Regions from separate parts of the Homo sapiens genome. Here region 1 is linked to region 2. A link is a loop called in an ENCODE intact Hi-C map of the cell type or tissue named here. Cell type or tissue: mammary epithelial cell. All regions are shown on one strand.

Region 1 (8,000 bases), 1.2 Mb before region 2:
TGCAAATTTGTATCCAGTTCTTTTCACTTAACATTACAACAAAAATTCTCCTGTCATTACTGGCTTTTGAAAAACATCCTTTGGTGTAAATATTTATTCAATTAGAGGGAAAATAATGTTATATTTTTGTTGGAAATTTAAATGATTTTAATTTTTTGGTATTACAGATAGTACTTTTATCAATATCATACATAAAGCCTTTTCAGTTTTCTCATGATAGGTTTATAAAAGTGGAATTTTAAAGTCAAATACATTTATAAGACTCTGGATAGATACTCTCAACTTATTCTTCAAAATGGTTACATTGTAGAATCTGAAAATGCTTACGTCACCACACTCGAGAAACACAATTACTGTCTCTCTCTATGAAAGATGGCATAATTAGTTGGCATTATTAAAGCATCATTGCAGTATGTTGATATGTGCATATGTGTGGCAGGAGTGTGTCTGTCTGTCTGTTCTTCCTGTCTGCTATTTATTCTGAATCTACAGTGGGAGTCTGGTGTACCCAACTTTTAAGTGTGACTGGCTTCGATTTATTTTGTGTCTTTTTTGTTTTCCTTCTTTACCACACAGCCTTCTTCATATTGTCCCTCTCATTAAGAATGACTGGGTTGTTCAGGGGATTGGCAACATTTTCTTTTCCATCTGAAAGTCAGGAAAGTGCATAATAATCACGTCCTAAGAGCAATACGGATAAAACCATTGCAGGCAGTGCACAATGTGTGGCAATAGCCAGGGTTCTCTGGTGAACTCTTTTAATATGTGTTCTAAGTTGATAGGACATTTCTTTAGGAAAACTTTTTTTAGTGGCTGAATCCTATGCTGTACTGGGCTTTACCTATCAATCTACACATTTTCAGTTGTTAGTGTCAGAAACACAACCCAAATAGGGAAAATATTGGCTCAAGGGACATAGAAGTTCTAGAATTATAGCTACTTTAAATGAAATGAATGGAGGCTTGGACCATCCCTTGGGTGCCAGTTTTCCTCTCTGCCAGCCTCCCTGGTTCTGCTCCTGCCTCTACTGTCTGCCCTCTTGCAATGGGGTTCCAACTGCACATTTTCTGTCTGTCTAGTGGGAAAAGAAAGATTCCTAATCTCTGATAGCTCAAACTGAGGGTTGGGAATTGTGTCCTTATTAGGTCTGATTGGCTTTCCTTGGGTCATAAACCCAACCCAGAACCGATTCCTAAACACAGATGAGCAAAACGAACTGACTGGCTTAGCTTTGGGTGTTGTGTCCTACCCTTGGACTTGGACTGTAAGTGCAGTGGAAGGGATCCCAGACAAAAATCAGGGGTTGTTGCAGAAGTGCATACTTGGAAACCATGTGTATTATAACTCTTATCGTTCTGCATTCTAAAGGCAAGTTTCCCCCAATAAACTATAAACCCCAGGATCACAGAGACAATGTTTGTTTCGTTCTTCAATGCCAAGCTACAAGCCTTGCTCTTAGTAAGCACTCAATACGTATTTGTTGAATAAATGAATAGGAGCAGCTGATTAGCATGTCTCAATTTAATATCCTGGTATTTTTGGTAACTATGAAATTGTGGCAGTGGTAGATGCTGTGATACTTAAAAATAGTCTTTACAAATTATTAAAATTTTAAAAATTTGTAAAAAGGCCTCCCTCCTGTTGCCATGTAAAAAGTTGGTAACTTCATGGTAACTTGATCTGTGTTGCAGTTTATAATTGCAGCCTTCACTCCCTTAGCAGTGTTTGTACTCAGGAAGCTCATCGTCAGTGACTTCTATCTTCTTCTCAGCTCTAGTAGTATACAACATCTAATCATGGTCAATTAATACTTGATGGCTTCCTTCAGGACTCTAGATGCTGAAATTACTGCTCAGAGCTGAGAGTGGCTTTCCCAACATGCAACATCCATAGACAAAGCAAATGTTAAGATCCCCGACAGGCTATATTGCAAGAATGGGAAATTGAACAATTCCATGGCCGGTAAAAAGAAGACTGGCAACCTTTATAATACAAAAGGGAATATGGAATGTGACTAAGTGTGGTGTTAAACATTAAAATGACACCATCAAGAAGGACAGAAAGCACCAATGATAAGAATAAAGGGGAACAAAAATTTGGGCAAAATTTGGAACAAAATAAAGGGGAACAAAATTTTTTTTTCTTCCCCCTCTCCTCTAGTGTTTGAGGCCTGATGTGATCCAGTCAATTCCTTTATCCACCTGGGTTGTCTTATTGACCTCTTTGATGTTTTCCCTGCTGGCACTGAGGATGTTGCTGTAGTGCTGGAAAGGGCTTACTTTCGTTAACCAGTTCCCTCCCAGTTAGAACGGCTGTCCTACCTACACGTTAAGTTCATGTCCCAGGAATTGCCGAGCACTAAACTTTCATTTGTATGCTGACTGATCAATATGTCTGACGTGAATATAAGAGAGAATGAAAATCTCCATTCCAGGTATTCAGTGGAATACAATGGTGGACAAGTTTTCAAAAAATTGGGGAGGAAAGATTTCCTTTGGACTTGGAAGGGGAGTAGAGGTCTATGCAGCCCAGAAAAGAGCAGGCAGGTATACAGTGCTTAGACGGTTGTGGGAGGCAGGACAGCAGCTTTTGGGAGCTTTGGCTATATAAAATATTTCCATTCCCTGAAACAGCTAGATCTGAAGAGGGTAAACCAAGCTGAAACAGGGCTCTTCTTTCCTAAACCAGAGGAGGCCTCCCTGCCTGTTGCCACTACCTAAGGTCCTGGGACTGCTTTGCCACAGCTGTGTGAGTATGTGTGTGTATGTATGTGTATGTGTGCATGTGTGTGCGTGTGTGTGTGCATGTGTGCACATGTGTGTGTGCCCCCACTGATGACTGAGATTGAATTCTCCCCACTGTGGTATTATTTTGGGTGCAGGTGAGTGCTTAGAGCTGCAGTGGAGTGGTTTGTCTTTATAAACTCTTTGTTATATTACTGTGTTTATTTCTGTTAGAAAAACACAATTCAATAATAACATGATGTTTATGGTGGAAAACCTAAAAAATATAGGGTAGAAAAAAGAAGAATATAGAAATGACTTTTTTTTTTTTTGAGATGGAGTTTCGCTCTTGTTGCCCAGGCTGGAGTACAAGGGCGCGATCTCAGCTCACTGCAACCTCCGCCTCCTGGGTTCAAGTGATTCTCCTGCCTCAGCCTCCCGAGTAGCTGGGATTACAGGCATGCACCACCACACCCGGCTAATTTTGTATTTTTAGTAGAGATAGGGTTTCTCCATGTTGGTCAGGCTGGTCTTGAACTCCCAACCTCAGGTGATCAGCCCGCCTCAGCCTCCCAAAGTGGCAGAAGTACAGGCGTGAGCCACCGCGCCCGGCCTAGAAATGACTTTTAATCCACCACTCAATCACTATCTGTATTTTGATATATATATTTCCCCTCCTCTTTCTCTTCTTTTTCTCTTTCCCTTCCTAAAGCAAAATGATAGTGGACATACTGGCCTTTTTTTTTTTTTTTTTTTTTGTAAAACCTGGCTTTTACACACACACACTCACACATGCACACACACACAATCACTTTATATATTTGTGGTGACAACTTTCTAAGTCATTAAATATTCTTCTACAATACTATTTTTGGTGATTATAAAATGTTACACAATCCATTCAACAAGTTCTCCATTGTTGAACATGATTATTAGTTCAGATTTTTGCCGTTACAAATATCTCTCTGATAAGAAATGTATAAATCTGTTTGTGCATCCATTAATTAATTTTGAATACATCCATCATTTCACAAACTTTAGAATTTACAGGTCTGTAATGTCTCATGCTTTCTAGTGGTTTGTTGATTCCAGTTTGGGAATAAATTTCATTGAATACATTCCTGAAAGGGGGCATTGCCAGCTCAAAAGGGACCCAAAATGGTAAAGTTTTCCACATTACTCCAGAGAACCACTTTCCAACGTGCAATTGTGTGATTCTAGGATTCTGTGGTCAGGTTCTCTTTCTGGGTGACTTGCTGCAGCACAAGCCATTCTACTCTAGATGGCGATGTTTCATTAGTTTAAAAGCCTGCTCTGCCGTGGAACAGATGCATAACAATCGTTTTCCCAATTACCTGTGGATCTACTAAAACTTAGAAGAGAGACAACAATGGGGATACAGTAGTCACATAACTTTCGTCTAAAAGGCATTATTTATTCAAGGCCAAGAATCAACGAGTCCTACCCTGGCGTTCGCCCTTTGTGACATTAATCTTAGGAAAGTGGTAACTATTTACAAGGGTGCAGGATGTTGCAGATCTTGAAGCTTGAAAAGATGAAAATAAACCCCCATAGATGAAGTTCTTGTCTTGTCCCTTACCCTTGCACACTTACTCTCAATTTCTCAGGTCAACCTGGCAGGGGGATACCCTCACTTTCCCTCCTCATCCCATGACTCTCCAGTGGATTTTCTATCCCTGGGTTCTTTCTGATTTGTGGGCATGGGAATATTCACTGTTCTGAGGACAGGTCTGGTGGTGTGTCCTGCAAACCTCTCACTCACCTCTCTTCCTGTACCCAGTCTCTCTCCTGCATAAACGGAACAGGATTTGAATCTGAACACAAAAGCTTCTGGATGAGTGGCCACCCTTCAGGCAGCCCAAAGCCTCCTTATAGCACTGAAGAAACACTTTTGAGAGACATAGGTAGGAATCTTGTCACTCTTTTGGGCTGATCACTATGAGAAAATTCTACAGAGACTTTGTTCACCTGGCAAACTACTGTGCATCTTTTAAGACTCAATTCAACTCACATGTCTCATCTTCTGCAGAGCACCTCTAAGTCCAGAGACAGTAGGTTTTTCCTTTGTGCTCTCAAACACATTCATTCATTCTTTTTTCAAAATTATTTATTGAGTGCTAACTATAGTTGGGGTATACTACAAGCAAGACAGACAGGGCTGCTGCTTTTTCATAGTTCAGAACCAAATGAAATGCCATTTAATTACCAAAAATATTTTTGACAAGAATCATGAAGAACAAGTACAGGTGTTTTAAATCCTTGTGGAATTTAAATACCTACAGAATTTAAAACAACGCAGGTTGGGAAGCCAAGAATGACCAGAAGTTAATGAGGTGACGGCAGAAGGGCAAGAGAGTCGGGCAGGAAGGAAAGCCATGCACACAGGGCCCCAGGAGGGAGGAATTGAGTACATGTGAGAAACAGGGTGGGCCCAGGACAGTCAGTGCCTAATGGAGAGAGGCATGAGATGAGGCTAGAGATAATCTCCCACAGCCTATAGGCTGTACTGTGGACTTTGCATTTATCTAAGAGCATTTGGGAAACTATGCAGAGGTTTAAAATAAGAACGTGATGGGATCCAATTTGAGTTAGATAAGCTCACTCTGGCAGATATGTGGAGAACAGTTCAGTGTACAGATGCTGGGAGACTAGTTGGGAAGCTATGCCACCTTCCAGGCATAAGGTTTTAGTGCTGGTGGAGATAAAAGGGATGGATTTGAGACATAAGTAGGAGGTAGAGGAGCCATGAGGTAGTAACTAGTTATATGAAGAGTGAAGGAGAGGGAATAATCAAGGATGGCACCCAAGTCTGTGGCCTCAGTAAGTAATTGAGTTTATTAAGACCATGGGCAACTGGAAGAGAAGCAGATATGGGTACAATTTCATGATGTCAGTTTTGGACAAGTAGCATGGAAAAGCCTGAGAAATATCCAAGTAGTATTGTCAAATATATAGATTTGGGGTCTGGAAGAAAGTCAGGTGGGAAAGTTGTCCTTAAAGTGTGATCCCTAGAGCAGCAGTGTCACCTGGGAACTTATTAGAAATGCACGTTTCTGATTCACTGGAATCAGAAGTGGGAGCACAGCCCAGCAATCTGAGTGTTAACAAGTTCCCCAGATGATTCTGATTCATGCTAAAGTTTGAGAACTACTAGCATATATCTCCAACATTTAGAAGCTGTGTAGAGGAGGATGCATAATCAAAGAATCCCAAGCAATGATGAGAGGTGTAGGAGGAAAGCTGAGGAAGTATAGAGTCACAGAAACCTAACGAGAGAGAGGTCAACTGTGTGGAGGGCTGCTGTGAGGTCAAATAAAATGAAGACTGACATGGGTCCACTGGCTTAACAGTTGGTGGTCATAGCTTCAGCAATTATGGGGGAACCGTGGGGCGAGCAGCCTGTTGAGTGTGCGTTAAGGAAGGAGAGGAAGATGGAGAAATGGGGTGCTACATTTCTCTTTGATAAACCTGTCTTAGAACAGGAAATGAAAGGTGGGTGGTAATTTGACAGAAAATGTGAAGTTGGACATTTTTTATAAAGAATGTATGCTTTCTAAGCAAATGTATAGAAAAGTGCACAAATCACAATTATGAGGCTCAACTTAGACAAGTTGGTGACCAAACTCAATCACAAAAATGGAGAGTGACAGGAGATGGTGTCCTTTGCCTGGAGCACAGCCCTCCTCTGCGTACAGCTACACCATTCCAAGCCTGCTGTCTACAGAATGTTGGAGAACACGGACAGGTGCATTAGATGACTCTTCTGCCTGTAGGATCCACTCAGCACCTGGTAATGCTGGCTGGTATTCACCTGAGCCCTTCACCTGAAACGTATCTATCTTTCCCCCGAGGAAGCATGTGAGACTCAGGATGGGAACCCTACATTTACCTCCAGGGTTAGATCCTAATCAGTTAAATTAATCATGGTAATATCATCTTCCTTGCCAACGATTGGCTCAGTGCCCAGGCCTTAGCCAATCAGGGCAATTTTCACTGGTACAGGCGTGGACAAGCAAAGTAAGTTGAACCAATTAGAATGAAGGATAATGCTTTTACTCCGTGATTTGGGTGAAAGACATTCACTACACCAGAGGAGACAAAGGAAGCACGTTGCTGTTATTGCTGTTCATGGCCTTCTTCCAACAGTAAGGGAAGCTAGTTTGAAGATAAACTGTACAAAGGAAAGTAAAACAAGAGAAGTGCAGCGAAATGGTGCCGGAGCCGTGATGCAGCTACAACCTAGAGTTCTCACAATCTCTTAATTTCCTGCTGTCGGCGATAAATGTGATCATTTTGGCCGATTTGGTTCAGTTTTTCTGTTCCGTGAAGCTGAAAGCATCCTGACACAGGTAGGTATCACTGTTTTCTCGAGTACATAGATGAGTAAAGTAAGACTTAATAGAGGTGAAGTCACTCACCAGCTGTACATTTGAACCCAGAACTTCTGATTTCTAAGCCCACAATCTTATCTGTTAGCCTTATGCCTCCAGCTAAGGCTGTGTGCCCTCTCTCTCATTCCTTAGAAAGATTTATTTCTCAGAAGGCTGCTTGCATCTCCATACAAGTAAACTTCTACTGGTCTGTGTTTATCAGGGACACAGCAGAAAACAGATGGCGTACTTGGGTAGGGTAATTAAAGAACACTTAATAAGGAGTCTTCTACAAAACTGTGGGCAGAGTTAAGGGAAACCAAAAAAGGCCAATGAAACTCTCCAGGGTTCACAATAGACAAGGTTCATTCCTACTCTTAAATCCAAAAGAGCAAAACAAGAGTGAGGAAGTGGGGGACAATTCAGGGAAACTGCAGAGAGCTATACCTCTGAACCTGGGAGAGGGTCACTTTTTAAAGTCAAGGTTTTCAGTGGAGCATTGCAGTCATGGCCCAACCTGTGAGAAGACAGTAAGGGAGCCTGGGCCATATGTATTTTGATCGCTTTATTCTCTCACCCTTCAGTCTCCTGTTGGTCTCCCTTGAGAAGCCAGTGGGCAAAGGGCTTGGATGATGGAGTCCATAGAGAAGGGAACAGAGCAGGAAGAAGAGTGGAGAATAGATATGGAAGATATCCAGCACAAAGGACCTCTCATTTCCACCAGTTTCCCTGACTTGCTCAATGTTGCAGATTGGTTAACCTGGGAAGTGGACTCTGAAAATGAGATTAGCTTGCAGAATATTTTATATGAAATGTCTTTGCTGTCAACCCCCATGAAAGGAAGGGAAGGAAGTAGGATTGGGCAGAGAGGATGAGATGCAACACG
Region 2 (8,000 bases):
TATTTATATTTGAAAATTCCCCATTGATACATGAGGTTTGGATTACAACTTATTTACAATAAGTGATTTCAAAAAAAGTAAAGAAAGAGGAAGGGAAGAGGGAAGGAGGAAAAGAGAAGCTGAGAGAGAAAAAAAAAAGAGAAAGGTGGGGGAAGGAGGGAGGGAAGGAAGAAAAGGAAACCTATATTCATAGACATCATAATATGGGATGTTTATTTCCAAGAGAGATACTACTGCTGCTATCGTGCACAAGAAGCAGCACAAATTAACATTCCGCTAGATCACAATTTGCTCAACTTTCTCTCAAGATGCACAATCCTTCTTTTAGGTTTTCAAAATTAAATATAGAGGAATATAAAATGCAATGCCAATATACCTACTACAAAAATCTTTGTGGCTCATTCCTTAACTCCACTCAGAGAAGCAGCTGAGCCAGAATACAAAAATAAAAATATTGATGTGCAAATAAAACATCAGTGATCATGTCTGGTGCCACCTTTTTGTTACAGGTGACTGTCACTTTATGATAACATTGGTAATAGCATCAAAAGAGAATCTCTTCATTTCCTGGGCCAGGTCAGTGCATCCAATTAAAAGGAAAAAAGGAAAACAAGGAAAAAAAACCACCCCAAACCCCAAAAAACTCTAAACACTTAAAAATGCCAATAACATCCATACATCCCTTTCCCATCCCACCCTCATCCCCACAAAAAAATAAAAAAGCTTTTAAAGCTCTAAATATACTTTTTTTGTTTCTTTCCATAGTGTGATTGAGCCTAGGGCTATACATTTAAGTATAGCAGGTGCAATTACAAGCAAGTCCTGGCTCTGCACCCTGGACTATCCCACGCATAGGAGGTACAAAATAAATTAAACCCTTTCATTTAGGCAAACAAGCCCAAGATGAAGGAGCATAACCCTGCTTGTGAGTATCCAGTGGCATCGAGGGTATTATTTATTTCTTTTTTTTTCTTTTCTTTTATAAAAAACAGTCAAATGTTAGGGAGAGCAAAATATAATAAAATTTAAAAGGACAAAAACTCAACACTGAAGGAAAACAACTGGGGATACTTCACAATGAGAAACAGGAATGCATGCTTGATTCAAAGTATGAGATGGGTGAATTCACTCACATAGTTGTTCTAGGCCCACAGCCTAAGGCCTCAGCGTCATTCTAAACCACAGGGTTGTGTGTATTTTTCTCTTCCAAAGACACTCTTAATCCTATCCCTGAAACCAATATGGTAAGGATAAGGTTGGAGTGATCATCACTCACTAACTACAATATTTGCTATTTAAAAAATATATTTATATATAGTTCTGGAAATTATGAAGCAAACAAAATATAACACAAAGATGCATTTGTCACAATTAACTCAAGTTGCAGCAACAGCAGAATTGTGGGAAGGGACAGAGAGAGAGGGCTGCTGCAAATGCAGCAAGTACGTCCTGAAATATGTCACATAGTGCAACAGTCAGATTACCTCAGTTACTCTGCGTCACCGCACACAACATGACTAATGTCACATTGTCACTTTCCATTAAAAAAGAAAAAGACGGTGTTTCTTCTCAGAAGTTGCCCTACGAATTTTAGACATATAGCTTTAATTGATTCTATAAATATGTCTAAAATGTGGCTTTATTCTTCTCAGTTTGGAATGATCAACATACAAAATTGACATCAAGGAGGAGAGCTGTAAGTGTTCACCTTTACTCTTGAAGACAGGGTAAGGTACAAAAAAGGATCCTGGCCTTTCTCATTTCAAATGACTGCATTTCATTCCAATGAGCAGAGATTCTTCATAAACCTGTGATTTTAATGTCTTCTACCTAAAAAGATGAATTAATGGCAAACAAAAGTTTACACTATATAAACTAAATATAATGCAGAGTTGAAACTAAAGGGCTAAAATGACAAGGGCTAAAAAGGAGAAGATTTGTTACAAATTTATTTTTTATCACATTGTTCCAGCATTTTTAAAGTCAGTTGTTTCGTCTTTGGCAGCCTCTGCCAACTTTACAGTGAATCCCCATCAATGTTCTTTAAAAAAAAAAAAAAAAAAACTATTAATTCCATTAAACCATGTTGCGTCTGGTGTTGCATATGACTTTTTTTTTTTACTGCTTTTTTTTTTCTTTTTGGAATTAACAATGCCAGTTTTGTTTGTTTTTTTACAAAGTTACCGAGATGACAATATCCATAATTAGCTGACTCTTACGTACACACTGTGACCTGATCATCCTGAAAAACTTTATGGGGGAGAAAGGTCAGCAGCTTCTCTTTCTTTTTCTTGAAAATAATAAAACTGCGTATTCTACTTTATATTTAAATGTAAGGAAGAAAATATACAAGCCCATATTTATATTGTATTTCTATTAAGAGCAACAATAGTTCATATGTTCATGTTTGCTACTATCACAATTCAACATATGAACACAGATCAGCTCTATACCATGAATACTGCTGGAAGTGATGGTTTAGGATTACCAACTCACTGCTGCCATGACCAAAACAAGCAAATGCATCCTGGAAATAAACCTCCAAACACATATCTTTCAGTACGTAATAATGCAACTGCATTAGGTAAGTACATACTGTACACAAATTTTATCAGCAGTTTACCTACCCAAGATGTAAGATTCTTCATTTAAATACAAAGCAGAGAGCCAATAAGATATATATATATATATATATATATATATATATATAAAATACAGCCCTAGATTTTGTTTTTTTTGTTTTTTTTTCTTAAACAATTTGGTCACGATGCACCTTTGATATAAAAGCATTTTTAAACTTTATTATTAATACTCAGGACATTAGGAATTTCCAGATTTTTTTCAGTAGCATTTGTAGAACCACTTTTGGTAACAAATACAGTAGTTAGGAATATGCATCCAATTCAGAATGCATAATAATGTTTATCCTGAATCCTTTCCGGCTAAAAACAGGGCTGGCGCTGTGATGAGATATAGAACGAGAATCTACAAAAAACACTGTAACATGTTTGTTTTTTCCCAGAGGCTACATCCTCTTTTGCTGGAATACTTTATAAATACATATTAAAAAGTAAGGCAACAACTCCAAACAGTCCAAGCTGTTTGCTCAACTCTTTTCCCAATTAGATTTGCAATCCCGGTGATCAATTTCATGGTTGTATTGTTTAGTGTTTGTCTTTCTTATTTCAAATGGTCCAAAAGGATGTTTTTCTCACATTTCTAAAACATCTCTGGTATGTGTGTTCAATGATATATGCAACTAATACTGGTCAGGTACTGAAGCCTGTGATGTCCCAGTGCCTGTTTTCAAAGGATTCAAGACATTGATTTGGATTCACCATAAACTGATGCATGAATCCGATATTCCCTTCCCTACTATGTTTATCACCTCTTCTCTCTTAACTCCTAATTTTAAAACTAAAGGAGTACCAGGACTACCTGGTTACTGGAAAGATGTTCACCCCAGTAAACAAAACTTTTATCAGGGACTTTTATAATTCATGACCCCATTCCACGTGGACATTCAACTCAGGAAGATGTGCAAAAGAAAAAGATGTTAAATTACAGTCAAGTTATCCAGAGGAGGATGTTACACAAACTTATAAGGAAATGACAGTCTTTTTTTCTTCCTTTACTATAAATACATTTAACAGCTTAGCAGAAAGACAAGCTAAATTTAAGATTGTTCACATTTGAAAATTGTATCATACTCTCTGCTAGTGATAAATAAGGAACTCCCGATAATGGAATTTTAACATAGCAATTTCATCAACAGATCTTTGAAGACCGATTTTTTTTTTTAAAAGAGGGTGAGAACAATGATTATGTTTGCAAAGTTCTGAGAAGTCCATCTACTGTCCAAACTTTGGATTGAAGTCCTTATTTTGTTTTTTCCTTTACTTAGAGACAGGTATATACAGTGCTGCTGTAATAATGAAACAAAGGTGAAATCTACTGTAAAGTTGCACAATACAGAAAACTGTTGCTCCATCTTCTACTACATAAACGTGTGACTCCACAGGTTAGTAATGTTGTTGTCATTGTTTTTGTTAAGTTGGAATTATTCCATCACGTCTAAGACCTCTCTTTAACTCCAGATCCTCCAATTTTTTCCACAATTCTTCACGCTCCTTTTCTTTCTTTTTCTCACTGAGGAAGAAACAGAATACAATGTAAACAGCTGAGGTTTAATGAGATTATGCAACAATGAATATTTTACAATTTCACCTTAACACTCCTTTATACTTAGCTTAATTGAGAAAATTAACTTTAAAATTACTAAGAAACAAAAATGGGAATGACTTATATGCATCAGTTATTGTAAAATCAAGGGCATATTAGTGATTTTCACTTGCAGCTTAGTAAGAATCTTAATTTTTCTTTATCTCCAAATAGTTTCTCAAAAAGGATGCTGGAGATGACACTGATACAGAGAATATAGTAGGTCAAGAAAATATATCTGCTCCTTTATTCCTATTTTTCCCACCTCATGCATATTTAAATTCTTCAGTAGTTTAGAAGAAACTGAAAACTTGTGATTTCACTTTTAATGATCTGAAAAGAACTTGGTTGATATTATTAAGTATTAAATTTTAATGCATCAAGCCTTCAAATTGGGTTCAATATCAATTTCACTGATTTTAAATTTAGTGATTTTCAGACTTTGAGATTTCACTATTTGGTAAAACTTCCCCCAAAAATTAGATGTCCAAATTAGAATCGACAAACTTTATATTTTGCCAAGGACATTTTAAAATTACATTTTTACAAAAAAAGGATTTTTAACATCAACCAAGTAGGAAGTACATGATGCAGGAATATAAGACTATATTGTAAGTTATATAAATTCACATTTACTAAAAATAATTCACTACACTGTCTCTGGTTTTTTTCCATGTTGCAGCGAACCAATAAAAAGCAGACCCAGGCTGGGCGCAGTGGCTCACGCCTGTAATCCTAGCACTTTGGGAGGCCGAGGCGGGTGGATCATCAGTGAGACCCCGTCTCTACTAAAAATACAAAAATTAGCCGGGCATGGTGGCGTATGCCTAGAGTCCCAGCTACTTGGGAGGCTGAGTCAGGAGAATCGCTTGAACCCGGGGGGCGGAGATTGTGGTGGACGGAGATTGCAGCGAGCCGAGATCACACCACTGCACTCCAGTCTGGGGGACAGAGCAAGACTCCGTCTCCAAAAAAAAATAAAAAAAAAAAAATGCTGATCCAGATTAACATTCATAAATCCAGGAATTCAGATAATTCCTGAAAATGGGGGCTCCACCATCTCAGGCATGGGGATGTAATCCATGCACTACCCCACTTAGCAAGGATTAAAACTTCAGCCACAGTACAATTTCTACGCAGGGAAATCCACATGGGTTGAGTGAAATTTGTATGTAATTCCAATGCCTCATTTTTTTTAAAACATTATAACCAATGTTTTTTAAAAGTTATATTAATATCTAGAGCAATAGAGATTAATCTTCATCCCCTCCAACTCCCAAAAAACTCAAGAAAAACCTAAGTAATTTTATATTCTTATTCCACTAGAGACTTGAGGAAATGTTGAATTATAATGCCATAATAGTCTGGTATTAACCAGAAATGTTTAAGACCATATGGGAGCACAAACCAGTGGAACTCTTTACAATAAATGTTTATGGCTTAGTAAAGCCATATGGTAATTAATATCATGATCTAATAGGTAATATTTTCATAACTTAGGCCTTGTTTACCATAATTAGTTTCAGCTATCTCAAATACAAATCTGCACAATATAAATTTCAGTAAGCAGACTAGTTTTCATAAAATTACCTATTTGTTAATTTTGACCCTGAAAAAATTGCACTTATAGGACAATAAGGGCAAGATTAGATAATCCTCCAATCTTCTTCTGGCTTTTTTGTTTTTGCTTTTGTTCTTTTCTTAGAGTCAGGGTCTCATTCTGTTGCTCAGGCTAAAGTGCAGTGGCACAATCATAGCTCACTGTAGCCTCAATCACCTGGGCTCAAGCAATCCTCTTGCCTCAGCCTCCTGAGTGGCTGGGACTACAGGTGTGCACCACCACTCCTGGTGCATTCCAGATTCTAAACATAATCAAGCTGTTTGACAAATTATCACTTTTTGTTTCTCAGTACAGTCTGGGAATAATTATGAGGTCTAAATCAATGTTAGCAAAAAACACAATTTGGGTATATATAAATCAATTGTATAGATCCTGCTGACTTTCGATGAATATGACCTTTTTATTTGGAGAGATAAGGGGATGGTAAGCAAGGGCTTGGAATTTTACTCAACTAAAAAACATTTCAATGTATTTCAGGTTCACATTGCCCTAATTTGCAGTTTTAACCCATTTATGCCAGAGGTTGTAAAACTTTCTTGTGAAAAATCAGACCTTGACGATGACCTTGAGCAGTGGGATAGAAATAACTCCCACAAGCTTAGCGTTCCAATAATGGAACACTAGGCATAAATTGGTTAATTAAGTGTTGACATCATTAAAACATTCATCATCTTGTTACTAAAGTGTTTCATGTTTTTGATCAAATATGGCACTCAATGCAATTTATCCTGTTGGGCTTTTCCTCCAACTGAGCATTATGCTCAGTTATCACACGGCTTTCATACTGACAACTCTATCTTTAAAAATCCTAAATATTGCTGACACAGTTATTGTCACCCCCAATCTTTCCCACTTTTCTCTCTCCCTGTAGGTGGAAATTTTAACGCTTAACCACACTGTCATGCAGGGGATATTGTCAAATTCTCTTCTAATTTCAATTTTACATAGCACTAATGTTGGCATATGTATCTAACAGTGTTAAGTACTTATTCCACCCACCATTTTCAGATTTGTAATACTTCAAAATTTGATCTGAACTGAAACCATTAACTTCTTGCCATCCTGAAGTAAAATTGTCCATTCAGTTATTCTCTGACAGTACCAACTAAATTTCTTCATTCCCTTGTCCTATTCCCACACCTATGGAGAAACCAATGTTTCCATCTGTCAGTACACCCTTCTATTGCTCATTTGACAAATTATTATTCTTGCTTTTAAAAACCCATTTTCTTTTTTTTTTTTTTCGAGACGGAGTCTCGCTCTGTCGCCCAGGCTGGAGTGCAGTGGTGTAATCTCGGCTCACTGCAAGCTCTGCCTCCTGGGTTCACGCCATTCTCCTGCCTCACCCTCCCGAGTAGCTGGGACTACAGGCACCCGCCACCACGCCCTGCTAATTTTTTGTAGTTTTAGTAGAGACGGGGTTTCACCATGTTAGCCAGGATGGTCTCGATCTCCTAACCTCGTGATCCGCCCGCCTCGGCCTCCCAAAGAGCTGGGATTCCTCTTGTTGCCCAGGCTGGAGTACAATGATGCAATCTCTGCTCATGGCAACCTCCCCTTCCCGGGTTCAAGTGATTCTCCTGCCTCAGCCTCCTGAGTAGCTGGGATTACAGGCATGTGCCTCCACGCCCGGCTAATTTTGTATTTTTTAGTAGAGATGGAGTTTCTCCATGTTGGTCAGGCTGGTCGCAAATTCCCAACCTCAGGTGATCCGCCTGCCTTGGCCTCCCAAAGTGCTGCGATTACAGGCGTGAGCCACTACGCCTGGCCCCCATTTTCTCATTAAGAAAGTACACTCATTATAAATAACTGTAATATGCCAGAATATCATAATCAACCTCAACCAGGAATAGATAAAATAATAGTTTTATCTATTCCTGGTCCCCTTAGTTAATTCTCATCTTTTTCAAGGGTTTAGTCTATTTAGTTTAGATAATAACCAGAAAATAGTTTTATTATTGAAGTTCACTAAATACAAACCAAATAATTTGAGTGGAAATAAGTTGTTCTTCAATATTCTCTCTCTTTTTTTTTTTTTTTTTTTTTTTTTTGAGACAGAGTCTCACTCCAATGTCCAAGCTGGAGTACAGTGGCATGATCTTAGCTCACTGCAACCTCCACCTCCCGGGTTCAACTGACCCTCCCAACTCAGTCTCCC

Evidence for each region. Hi-C counts contacts between places; a loop is a spot of excess contacts. Peaks named below come from ENCODE experiments on the same cell type or tissue, not always from the same donor. Only the 100,000 strongest peaks of a DNase experiment are listed, where the experiment ranks them.
Region 1: it touches region 2 in a loop (7-fold over the local background); 8 of 110 quality-filtered maps call a loop at or near these places.

Annotation. Positions count from the first base shown.
Region 1 is chr14:62,159,173-62,167,172 of GRCh38, forward strand. No RefSeq gene overlaps it. Among named protein-coding and RNA genes, the nearest start is that of LINC00644, 23 kb to the left of the region's middle. In mammary epithelial cell, a CTCF peak has its summit at 4,004; no DNase peak of the experiment used is centred here; H3K27me3 peaks cover 221 bases.
Region 2 is chr14:63,371,960-63,379,959 of GRCh38, forward strand. It overlaps PPP2R5E (protein phosphatase 2 regulatory subunit B'epsilon), which reads right to left. Exons shown (of 14, transcript NM_006246.5): 14 at 1-4,149. The coding sequence ends at 4,050. Among named protein-coding and RNA genes, the nearest start is that of GPHB5, 57 kb to the left of the region's middle. In mammary epithelial cell, no CTCF peak of the experiment used is centred here; a DNase peak (open chromatin) is centred at 4,042.